Linked DNA regions of Homo sapiens: region 2 is linked to region 1. A link is a contact called in ENCODE Hi-C or POLR2A ChIA-PET data. All regions are on one chromosome and are shown on one strand. Each heading gives the region's core, a stretch centred on a gene start or an enhancer-like site at or near the end of the contact. The rest is flanking DNA. Distances are from core to core; before and after follow the strand shown. Region 1 overlaps LOC105377955 (a long non-coding RNA gene). Region 2 overlaps LINC02541 (long intergenic non-protein coding RNA 2541).

Region 1 (5,267 bases), core at 1,092-3,591:
AACTCAGGACATCTCTTTTGCCAAGATTACTCAAAATTTAGGAAATTACATAAATACACTCAGAAGTTCAAGGGTCAGCTTTTCTTTATCTTCAGTCTTCATCACGCATTTGCAATACATTATAAAGACTGATAGCTTCCATAAGCAGATAAAAAAATTGTTGGGATAGGAAAGTTTAATCGATATAACTTAAAAGTACCACAGATACCTGATGAATGTCAAAATGTCATATTCCCCTTTTTGCTGTGTTACTAGAGCCATTTGATTTTAAAGAAAACGTAAAATGTCAAAGCATCAGAAAATTTCTGTATGGTCTTTCTGTTCAAGGTTCCCCATCTTTCTTGGCTATTAACCAATATACTCAAGAAAAAGCTTTCATCACTCCAAAAAAAAAAAAAAAAATTTCAAGGGGGTTAGCACTTGAGGCATTGTCTTCCTTAAAACACTTCCTATTTGATTCCCTCTGACAGCTGTTTATGTTGAAGATTACTAACATTCCCAAAGTACTTCATAGTAAAGATTAAACCTGAAGATTACAAAGGTTTATGCATTTTCACATACTGTGATGTGACCTTAATCTACTTAAATCTAAAGAAAAAAAGTCATTTTACAAAGACCCATTTAGCTATTTCGACATGATTCTTTATTTTTTTGGATGCTTATTTGGCATATGAGCCAGAAATTTAAAATGTAACAAAAAATATGTCTTGAAAAAAATTAAAAACAGGCATTTGCAGCACGATGGAAAAGTTCTATAGAGCTTTGAGGGAAGTCCATTCAATTTCACTGGCATTCATAAATGATGACTAATGCATTCAAATAGAATGAGTAATTTACCAAATTACAGACATTTGGATGGGCTCAGAATGAAGATGTTGTTTGTTTGGATATGTCCTGAAGTGAATCTCAATGAGGTTTACTTTGTTATGCCTGACTCTACAAATAGACTTCAGTCACAATTTGAACAAAAGCCCTGACATGTAAATAAATGTGCAAATGATGCCCAGCTACATTATTCTTTTTGTCCTCGGACCACTCAGGAACAGTCAACTCCATTAAAAAATATCAGTCACAAATAGATGGCACCATTGTACTTATCACAAAAGCACCATAAAATAGGCTTCTCTTGGCAAGTTATCAGTGTTATACCCATTCTCTTCACGCCACAAAAACCAAGTCCACACATGCTACAAAATACCTCTCCTAGCAGCCATGGGCTACCCTACAAAAAGTGGACCCTCCACACTTGCATGCTAGTGCCTCATAATATTGGCATCTCCTATCGGACAGCACAAGAAAAGAGCTTTAAAATTCAGAATGCTTCTTTTAAAGGGCTTCCACCCACTGTTATGAAGCAGAGATGAAGGGCAACAGCAAACCCAATTTCCAGTCACAACAACATATGCATTGCTAAATGTCTTGTGATGGGGCTCAAACTCCAACACACTTTGGCAGTTTCTGTAAAGGTCAGAAATTCCAGGTGATAATATAAAATCAATCCTTCATATAATTGTTTCATATGTATCCCAAAATGAATTAGACCTACTATACATCTGGTCCAAAAATTCTGAACATTTGCTAAAGTTGACTGAAAAAATAAAAATATAACCTTTGCCTCATAAACTGAATTGAATTACTAACAAATTATTCTAGAGGTAATCACTTCATTACTTCAGCTACAAAATCTACCTAATTGGATTTTGATAATCAGGGGAAATCTTACTACTACCGTGTCCAAAGCAGTTCTGTCCATTTTCCTGCCAGAATGGTCATGATCCTGGCAACTGTTAGCCTGTTCATTCTGAGGCTTCATTCAAATACATATATACCACACCAAATATACCACAGATACAGCAGAAATGGTTCCTGAGACCTGGAGGATACAATCTTGCATAGAAGAGATATGTTGACCAAGTGACTGGAGGATCATAAGGGCTGTAAATTACCAGTACAAAATTCTGTGGAAGATTACCACAGAATTACCACAGATTCCCTTGTTCCCTAGTCTAAGGGAACAAGGATGGCTTCTCTAAGGAGCGATGTTTAAGCTGAGACTTGAAGGGTGGTGCTACTGACGAGGTGAGTAAGTAGCATGAGCAGGTAGGAGGATTCCAAGCCAAAGAAACAGGACATCCAGAGGCTCCAGACGAAGGAGGATGATGTATGTGGAACTGCACCGAGGCTAGTGTGGCTGGAGTAGAGAGAGGCAGGAAGTGTCTAAGGCTGAGGCACCAGAGGCAAGAGTCAGTCAGATCATCCTAGGCCTTAGAAACTTCTTAGAGCCTGTGGGTTTTATTCCAGAGATGACTAAAAGTCATTAGAAGGTGGAAGAGTTTTGCTAGGGCTGCCTTGACGAAGTACCACAGACTGAGTGGCTGAACCAATTCATTTTCTCACAATTCTGGAATTTAGAAGCCCAAGATCATGATGTCAGCAAGAATGTTTTCTCACAATTCTGGAATTTATTTTATCACAATTCTGGAAGTTAGAAGCCCAAGATTGCGATGCCAGCAAGGTTGGTTTCTTCTGAGGGCTCTCTCCTCGGCCTGTAGATGGCTGTCTTTTTCCCTGTGTCTTCACATGGTCTTCCTTCTGTATGCAGCTGTGTCATAATCTCTTCTTATAAGGATACTAGTAATATTGGATTAGGAGCCACCCATCCCAGTGACCTTATTTTAACTAAGTTAGCTCTTTAAAGAGCCTATCTCTAAACATAGTCATATTCTAAGGTACTGGGGGCTACGGATTCAATATATAAATTTTTCAGGGATGCACAATTCAGCCCATACCAGAAGGTTTAGCAGAGGGCAATTATATAACCCCATTTAGGCTTGACACGTGCACTCTGCTTGTAAGTTGGAAAGTGTAGCAGAGGGCCAAGACAGAAGGTGGGCCAAGAGCCAAGGTGCCATTGACAGGGCCTCTTCTGTAATCCAGGGAAGAGACCACAGTGGGGCAGGGCCCCAGCTTTGCTTCCTGGAGACTGGTGAGTATATCCAGACAAGAAGTAACTTGGGAAAAAGGACACCCATCACTTTGTACCAGCAGAGAAGAAGACAAGGGAAGCAGCAAGCAAATAGATTTGTAGCTATGATGTCAGGAAGTTAAGTTGGTTTGTTTTCATGGTTTCTCTTTTAATTTTCTTTGAGGTAGGACATCTGCTGAGAATGAGAAGAGAGAAAATTGCAGATGTGAATTGAGTAGAAAATATTTTAAATTGCCATTTCAGGGAGTGGGGAAGCAAGCTAACAAAAAATCTCATTAGAATTTCTATGCAGTGTTAAAAGCCCCTTAAGGATGAGTGACCACAGATTCAAAGTGGCATCCATGTCCCCTTTTTGTGGATTTTATTTTGCTGTCATGCTTGACTATGTGGGGACAGATGTGGGGATGGTGAAGAGCTGGATTATTCCAGAGTTCAGATTCTCAGGACAGAGTATTCTTCCTGGAGAACTGCAAGAGGAGTTCTGGGCCACAGCTGTTCCAGCTCAACCCCTGGGAATTTCCCAGGTGCTTGGAATTTGAAGTTATAATTTCACAAAAAAAGCCTGGGATGGTAGATGTTTTCTGGCAGTGCTGCTGAAATGAAAACCTCCTGGAAGCTTTTCACCTTGCTGTGTGGCTCCTGGGGACTCCTTGCACATCTTGAGGCTCCTCCTGTGTGCCACAGCTCCACATCTATGCTAGATTCATTGTGTCACGTTTATATTTTTTTCTTTTTTTTTTTTATCTTTTTTTTGAGATGGAGTTTCGCTCTTGTTGCCCAGGCTAGAGTGCAGTGGTGAATGGTGCGATCTCGGCTCACTGCAACCTTCACTTCCTGAGTTCAAGTGATTCTCCTGCCTCAGGCTAGAGTGCAATGGTGAATGGTGCGATCTCGGCTCACTGCAACCTTCACCTCCTGAGTTCAAGTGATTCTCCTGCCTCAGCCTCCTGAGTAGCTGGGATTATAGGCATGTTCCACTACACCCGGCTAATTTTGTATTTTTAGTAGAGATGGGATTTCTCCATGTTGCTAAGGCTGGTCTCGAACTCCCAACCTCAGGTGATCCACCCGCCTCAGTCTCCCAAAGTGCTGGGATTACAGGAATGAGCCACTGAGCCCAGCCTGTATTTCTTTACTTCAGCTATTTCAAATGTCTTCTTGCCTGCATATTTCCCTATATAGGAAACATGCTTATAATTTAGTACAAAAAAAAAGATTATATTCATGCCACATAGCACACAATAAAGCACAAGACATGATGAAGGGCTGCTGCCTTTATGTCATTCTCCTGGTTCACATGCTAAAGTACCACCAGGATTTTGGAAATTGAAAAAAAATCATTTCTCTTCTGAAAAAAATATGGAAATCTTGCAGAGTCTGAACACAAAGAAGGAAGGTACTTTGGGATGTCTAGGAATTTAATGCTTCCATCAGGCCATGTGTGCATGAGAATTCATTCCAAACTGTCCATTGTCTCCCCACAGCAAATGCGCGCGCACACACACACACACACACACACACACACACACACACACACACACACACACAATCTGTCACAGTATTGAGCTCTTCAGAAACATAGGAGTTCAGAGTTCACATATCTTGAAAGGATGGAATTTAAAGATACAATTTTCATAACATAAATTATTTTTAAATAAGCGCTACTTACTGTGTTTTATAGCAGTATGTGGGCTCTTGCTGTGTAATAATAATAAATTACAAGGGATTTGTCAATAAAAAGAAGTTGAATACTGTAAAATATTGTCCAAGCAAAGTATAGGTCTAAGATAATGCCTGAATGTTTTCAAAATATGCTTATCTGAAACTTATAGTTGAGGCAGGCATCAAATTTTCTGAATAACTTCATGATTTCCATGTTAAACATCATGGTATAAACTACAGTAGTAGAAATGGAACTTGGTGTATTCAGTCTACAATATAAAAAATAATACAGTTGTTCTTAAAAATATGTTATCTTTCCATTGTTTAGGTTGAGATTGCCAACAGGTAAAATTAGATGTACAAGCTGCTGAAAGGGAAGAAACACACTTGAATTTAGTTGCTGTTTGTAACTAGACACCTGAATTGGTAGGGAAGGAAGGGGCAGAAATAACAGAACACAGCTAGGTGGTATTTTTATTAGCTAGTATCCTCAGAGAATCATTTATGTGACATTCCAAAGATAACGAATAGGATCCCCCAAGTGAAAGACCCAAATAAGATATAATTATGACAGCCAGCTCCCCTGCAGTGATGGACTTTTCACTAATTTAGATACTTG
Region 2 (5,173 bases), core at 622-3,121, 450 kb after region 1:
AAAGGCAAACTTACAGAACTTTTGTTGAAAGAGTTAATTTCAGCTAAAATTGAGGTCAATTCCAGCCTGGGACTTTTTGGTTACATAAGCAATAAAGTTCTGTCTTCCTGAAATCTGTTAGAATTTTCTTTCCCTCCTTTTCAGTGAGATTCAATCCTGCTAATTCAGTTTAAATCTCCCATACCCACCTCCCCCACTCACCAACAAATAAACAAAACTCCTAGTTTATTGTCCCAGATACTAAGCTATCCAACCCATGGGTTAGGTATTCAACTTAGCTTTATTAATCATAGGGCTCATTACTTTATGTATCCTGAAATACAAACTCCACCCCACCACCAGGCCACAGTTTACCATGCCCCTCATTTTACTTTATCTCCACATCCACTTCTTCCAACCTTGCAGAACCCAAAAACAGAGATCATGTTTTCCTCTAATTGACTCTGAGCCACTTACAGAATCACAAAAGCACCAAAATAGTTTCCTCCCTGTGTTTTCCCTCCATATTCAATATGTCAAAGTGATTATACATCCTGTGTCCCCAATTAACATAGTAGCATTCAATATTTAGTACACTCTGAATACATATTGGTGGAATAAATAAAATAAGCCATGCTGGAACTTTATCTGTTGTTCTTAAAAGAAAGAGAAGCTGCCAGAATTGGAGCTTGATCCAGGGGCTTCCCAGGGGACCATCCTCTAGGGAAGAAGATGTTGGTTTCATAGTTACTTGGTCCATTACAGTTCACAGAGGACAGTGCACACAAAATCAGAAAAGCAGGTGGGCTTATTGCAGTAAACGTGAAGCAATAGCTAGTTTCATTTTGATAGCACAAATTTTAGACCCTACCCTAATGAAACTATAATACATGAATAAAAAATGAAAGTTAATATATGAAAATGAAACCAATCATTACAATAAAAGGATGGGATTGAGGCTATATTTTCTAATTATGAAAAATCTCTTTTATGATATTTAATGTGATTTAAAGGATTTTCAAAACACTTAGTACAAATCTCTATGTAAATATTAATGTTTAAAAAATATTGCAGCCTAGGCAACATAGCAAGGCTCTGTCTCAAAAAAAATATTGCAGACTATTCACTTATGTTACAACATATACTCAAGTGGGAAATTCCCTGGTGACAAAATATCTAGAAAGTATGCCAATAAACACACACACACACACACACACACTTCAATTAAAGGAATGAGCCCATTTAATGAAATGGACTATCTCTTATCATGATATGTAAATAGCATTTCAGTTATAGAAAAAATACTACAAAAATCACTAGAGCAATTTTTTTCATTGCAAGACCTGAACATAAGGTGTATATTTTTGTAACTGTGTTTTTTAGAAAAGAAGAAGTAAAAGAAGAACCACCTGCACCTAGGTGGCAATTCCCCATCACAGGGGGAGGGAGCCAGTCTTGGCCACTGGGCACAGAAGAGACTGCTTAGGAAATCCCTGTGAGCTCTAAAGGAAGTAAGAAAACACAGAAATGCAAAGCTCCAATACTCCCCCACGTATCACAGACTCCTCTAAATTTCCCACTGGGTGTTTCAAGAGTTGGTCCTGGTGAGGTGGGAGGGGGAGACCAAAGGGAAGAGAAAAAAAAAAACAAAGGCCATTTGTGGGGAAGCTGAAAGGACATGGAGGTACAGAGGCAGAAATGGTGGCAGTGACGACATATGGGGCAAATATGCCCAGACCCTCAGCCTCCCCACTGCACCCACACTGTCCACAGGACAATCGGGGCAGGACCTTCATCTGTGTCCTCCGGTTGAGGGGTTGCCTACATAATCTGAAAGAGAAGCGTGAAACTCCAGAAGGGGAAAAAAATGCCTCTTTTGAAGGGGACTTCCCTTGCCAGTGAGGTTTCAGATCATGTTCTGTAACAGCCTACTGGCCTGTGACAGGGCCTCCAGGAAATGAGACAACTCAGATGCAGAGTACTAAGGGAAAAATTTCAGTAGTGGCTTGAGAAAACTAACTGTTGAGTCTGACAAAGCAAAGTTCTAAGATAGTGCGAAGTATAACTAGGGCTGCTTTGAAAAGGAAACCCAGAGAGCAAGGACAGGTGTCGCTTAGTTTTAAAAAATAATTAGAGCTTCTGTTTATTGAAAGCCTACCATGTGTCAGGAGCCTTGCATGCCTTATCTCTTACTCTTACATCAGATGATATGAAATTGACATTATTATCCCCATTCTCATCTGTAAAGTGAGAAAACATACTCAGATAAATTAAGTAAATTAGCCAACATCATCCAGTTCCAGGGCCACGATTCAAGCCAAGGTCCATCCGATACCAATTACTATGCTTCTGCCTTGGCCCTTCTGTCATTAATTCATGTGGTTCACTGTGAAAGTCATGGACTTCTTTAAACCTAGATTTCCCCTTATGACATGGTACAAGTAAGCCTAAAGTTAGATAAAATCATAGCCTATGATGAGCTAATTTAAGCTTCAATCTGTCTCTGTCACTAGCCAGTTCTGTGGAAATGGACAACTCAAGTAACTTCTCCAGGTCTCAGTGTTCCCATCTAAAAAGTGGGGTTGTAGTGGGCCTCTACAGCTCTTGACTTCTATGAGGCACACCGAGTCCTCACATGCCAACATAAAAAAGGAAATTTCAAAATTGTCTTTGTTTTTTAACAAAGTATATGAGGGGATTATTCCAGTTCTCTATGAATAATATATATATTTAAAGAGCCTATGTTTAAAAAATTAAAATGCTTTAAAACATTTTCTAGATGGCCTTACAAATGGAAAAAAAAAGTATTCCTAGCCAACCCTCTGTCAGCAGAAAGGCCACACAGAAAAAAGCAAATCACAATTCTTTACCCCTCTCAGCATAAATCATTACTCACCGTGGGAAAATGATTACTTGCCAGGAAGTAGAACCTATGAATCATTATACTGTTGTCCTCGACCTCTGATAGAGCAAGAATTAGGGGAAAGACTGAAAAGCTGGGGAGTGAACTCTGATTTGACAATAGTTCCACTCATGGCATCGTAAGGCAATGAAAACAGAAAGCTGATCGAGCCGTAGGGCTGTCAAGTCCCGGTGCTGCTGCAGTGCACGTCTGAACCCAGAGCAGAATGACATGGGCCCCTGACTTTCTGAGTCACTCCTTGGGTCTGAGTCTTCACAGCCCCAGAGTCATTTATCAGCAAATAGAAACAATGCCATCCCTGGGCTTGTCCCGACAGTCAACCTACTTGTTAATGCCTGTGTAAGAGATACCCAGCTTGGAAATAGGAGCAAAAGTCACAAGGAAGGGATTAAGTTGCCTAACATCAGCATTCATTTCCTAAAATAAAAACACATGAAAGATAGACACCACAAATATGTGTTCCCTTGTGGTATCAGCAAATATTGTGCTATAATTTCTCTACTGTTGCTAATAAGCTATGGCACACAACTGTAAATTCTTTTTTTTTTTTTTTTTTTTTGATACAGGATCTTGCTCTGCCATGCAGGCTAGAGTGCAGTGGCACAATAATGGCTCACTGAAGCCTCGACCTTTCAGGCTCAAGCAATCCTCCCACCTTGGCCTCCCAAATAGGTAGGATAGGGCAGGTGTGGTGGCTCATGCCTGTAATCCCAGCACTTTGGGAGTCTGAGGTGGGAGGATTGCTTGAAGCCAGGAGTTCAAGACCAAATAGCTAGCACTACAGGCATGAGCCGCCATGCCCAGCTAATTTTTGAGTCAGGGTCTCACTATGTTACTCAGGCTGGTCTCAAACTCCTGGGCTCAAGCGATCCTCCCACCTCTGCCTCCCAAAGTGTTGGGATTACAAGCATGGGAGCCACCTGTAGGTGGGTGAGGAGCAGTGATCCTCCCACCTCTGCCTCCCAAAGTGCTAGGATTACAGACATGGGAGCTACCACACCCAGCTTGCAAATACTTTTTATATTATGTTTTTCTACATGGCCTTTGATGTCTTTAGAAAATGTTTGTTTTAAGCAAGGATCTTTTTGTGACTAAAAGCACAGAAAAATACAACATAGTTAGTATGTTACACACCAAATATACAAAATCCTAGAAACTTATAGAAGGAGATAGGAAAATTGATCTTATAACTAATCTGAATATTGTTCTCTACTTTCCTTAATGTTTTTAAAGGTAGTGAAAGTAAAACTATATTGTTCTGATGATGTAGAAGGGAGAATGTTTAAAATTCCTCCCAGTTTCAGGAGGAGATATTAGAACCTGTCTTTATTATACTGCATTGATTAGAGGGAAGAGGGTATTACAGCCAAAGTGTTACCTAACCATTAGACTTTCACTGTATTTGATCCCACCTTCTTACTAGTTTAAATAAAATTTAAGCATGTACTACCATATATCTATGTTTTTATTTATGAATGACATAATCATTATTAATTTATTGTGAATAATATAAATCATTCATAAAAATTCATCTTTTTAAAGATTATATTTATTAATAATGATACATTTATATATTTTTATTATTCTCTTTTTCTGTACCTCAATAGATCATGTGCACCCCACTTTGGGACCACTGACCTTTTAGCTTGCTTGTCATGATAGAAGTCATCTACTAAAGGAACTCTGGAATGTTTGAGTCTCTAAATAATCTTGTTATAATCCAAAATAGCCTGTTAATTTCAAGATTGATCTTCAGGCGACTAAACTAAGCACTCATAAGAAATCACAAGGTAAAAGAGTTCAGGTCACTGTTTGGTTAGCTTACAAAGAGTTACTTCTATTTCCCTAAATGTTTTTGAATCACTGCCCTTTGGCTCTGAAGGGACAACTAAATATCATCTCATCAGTAATGCCATTTTCCCTCAAGTGTCTTTAACACAGAGCTGTTTCTCTAGAAGAGAACAAGGTTATATAAATGGGAGAGAACATGTCTCCCTCCAAGATAGTTATGCAACATGGGGAAGATTCCACAGAAGAGAGACAAGGCTGAACAGAGATGATGGTTCTTTTACTTGGACATGGTGATAACTTGAGTTTCTAGATAAACTTGAGTACTATTACTCAGTACTGGTACTGTTGGAAGAACACATAAAACGTCTGGCACAATCAGTGAAAGAAATATGGGCCTGGGTCCGGGTGTTAAATGGGTACAGGAAAGCACTAAACCTCTCACACTCACTCTACACCTACATGCCCCAAATCACAAAATTC

The links. A loop is a pair of places that touch in the nucleus more often than their neighbours do. ChIA-PET counts read pairs that join two places held with the same protein, here RNA polymerase II (POLR2A). Pooled maps may share reads with other maps.
Region 2: a loop to region 1 is called in a map of endothelial cell of umbilical vein, with 13 times the contacts of the local background. The contact joins two enhancer-like sites. A Hi-C loop is called at or near these places in 1 of 168 maps with a recorded cell type or tissue (endothelial cell of umbilical vein), 1 of 37 single-sample maps with no recorded cell type and 4 of 50 pooled maps. POLR2A ChIA-PET finds 5 or more read pairs at or near these places in 1 of 52 experiments (HEK293).

What each region holds. Positions count from the first base shown.
Region 1 is chr6:113,182,035-113,187,301 of GRCh38, forward strand. All of the region lies in intron 1 of LOC105377955 (a long non-coding RNA gene), which reads right to left. The region is part of intron 5 of LOC105377953 (a long non-coding RNA gene); the gene reads left to right. Among named protein-coding and RNA genes, the nearest start is that of LINC02518, 250 kb to the right of the region's middle. Within about 2 kb of position 2,342, at least 4 of the 41 ENCODE cell types and tissues checked have a DNase peak (open chromatin) inside an H3K27ac peak, as active enhancers do.
Region 2 is chr6:113,629,425-113,634,597 of GRCh38, forward strand. The region is part of intron 1 of LINC02541 (long intergenic non-protein coding RNA 2541); the gene reads right to left. Among named protein-coding and RNA genes, the nearest start is that of LINC02541, 18 kb to the right of the region's middle. RefSeq lists enhancers at 1,552-1,851, 1,872-2,011, 2,882-2,931. Within about 2 kb of position 1,872, at least 27 of the 41 ENCODE cell types and tissues checked have a DNase peak (open chromatin) inside an H3K27ac peak, as active enhancers do.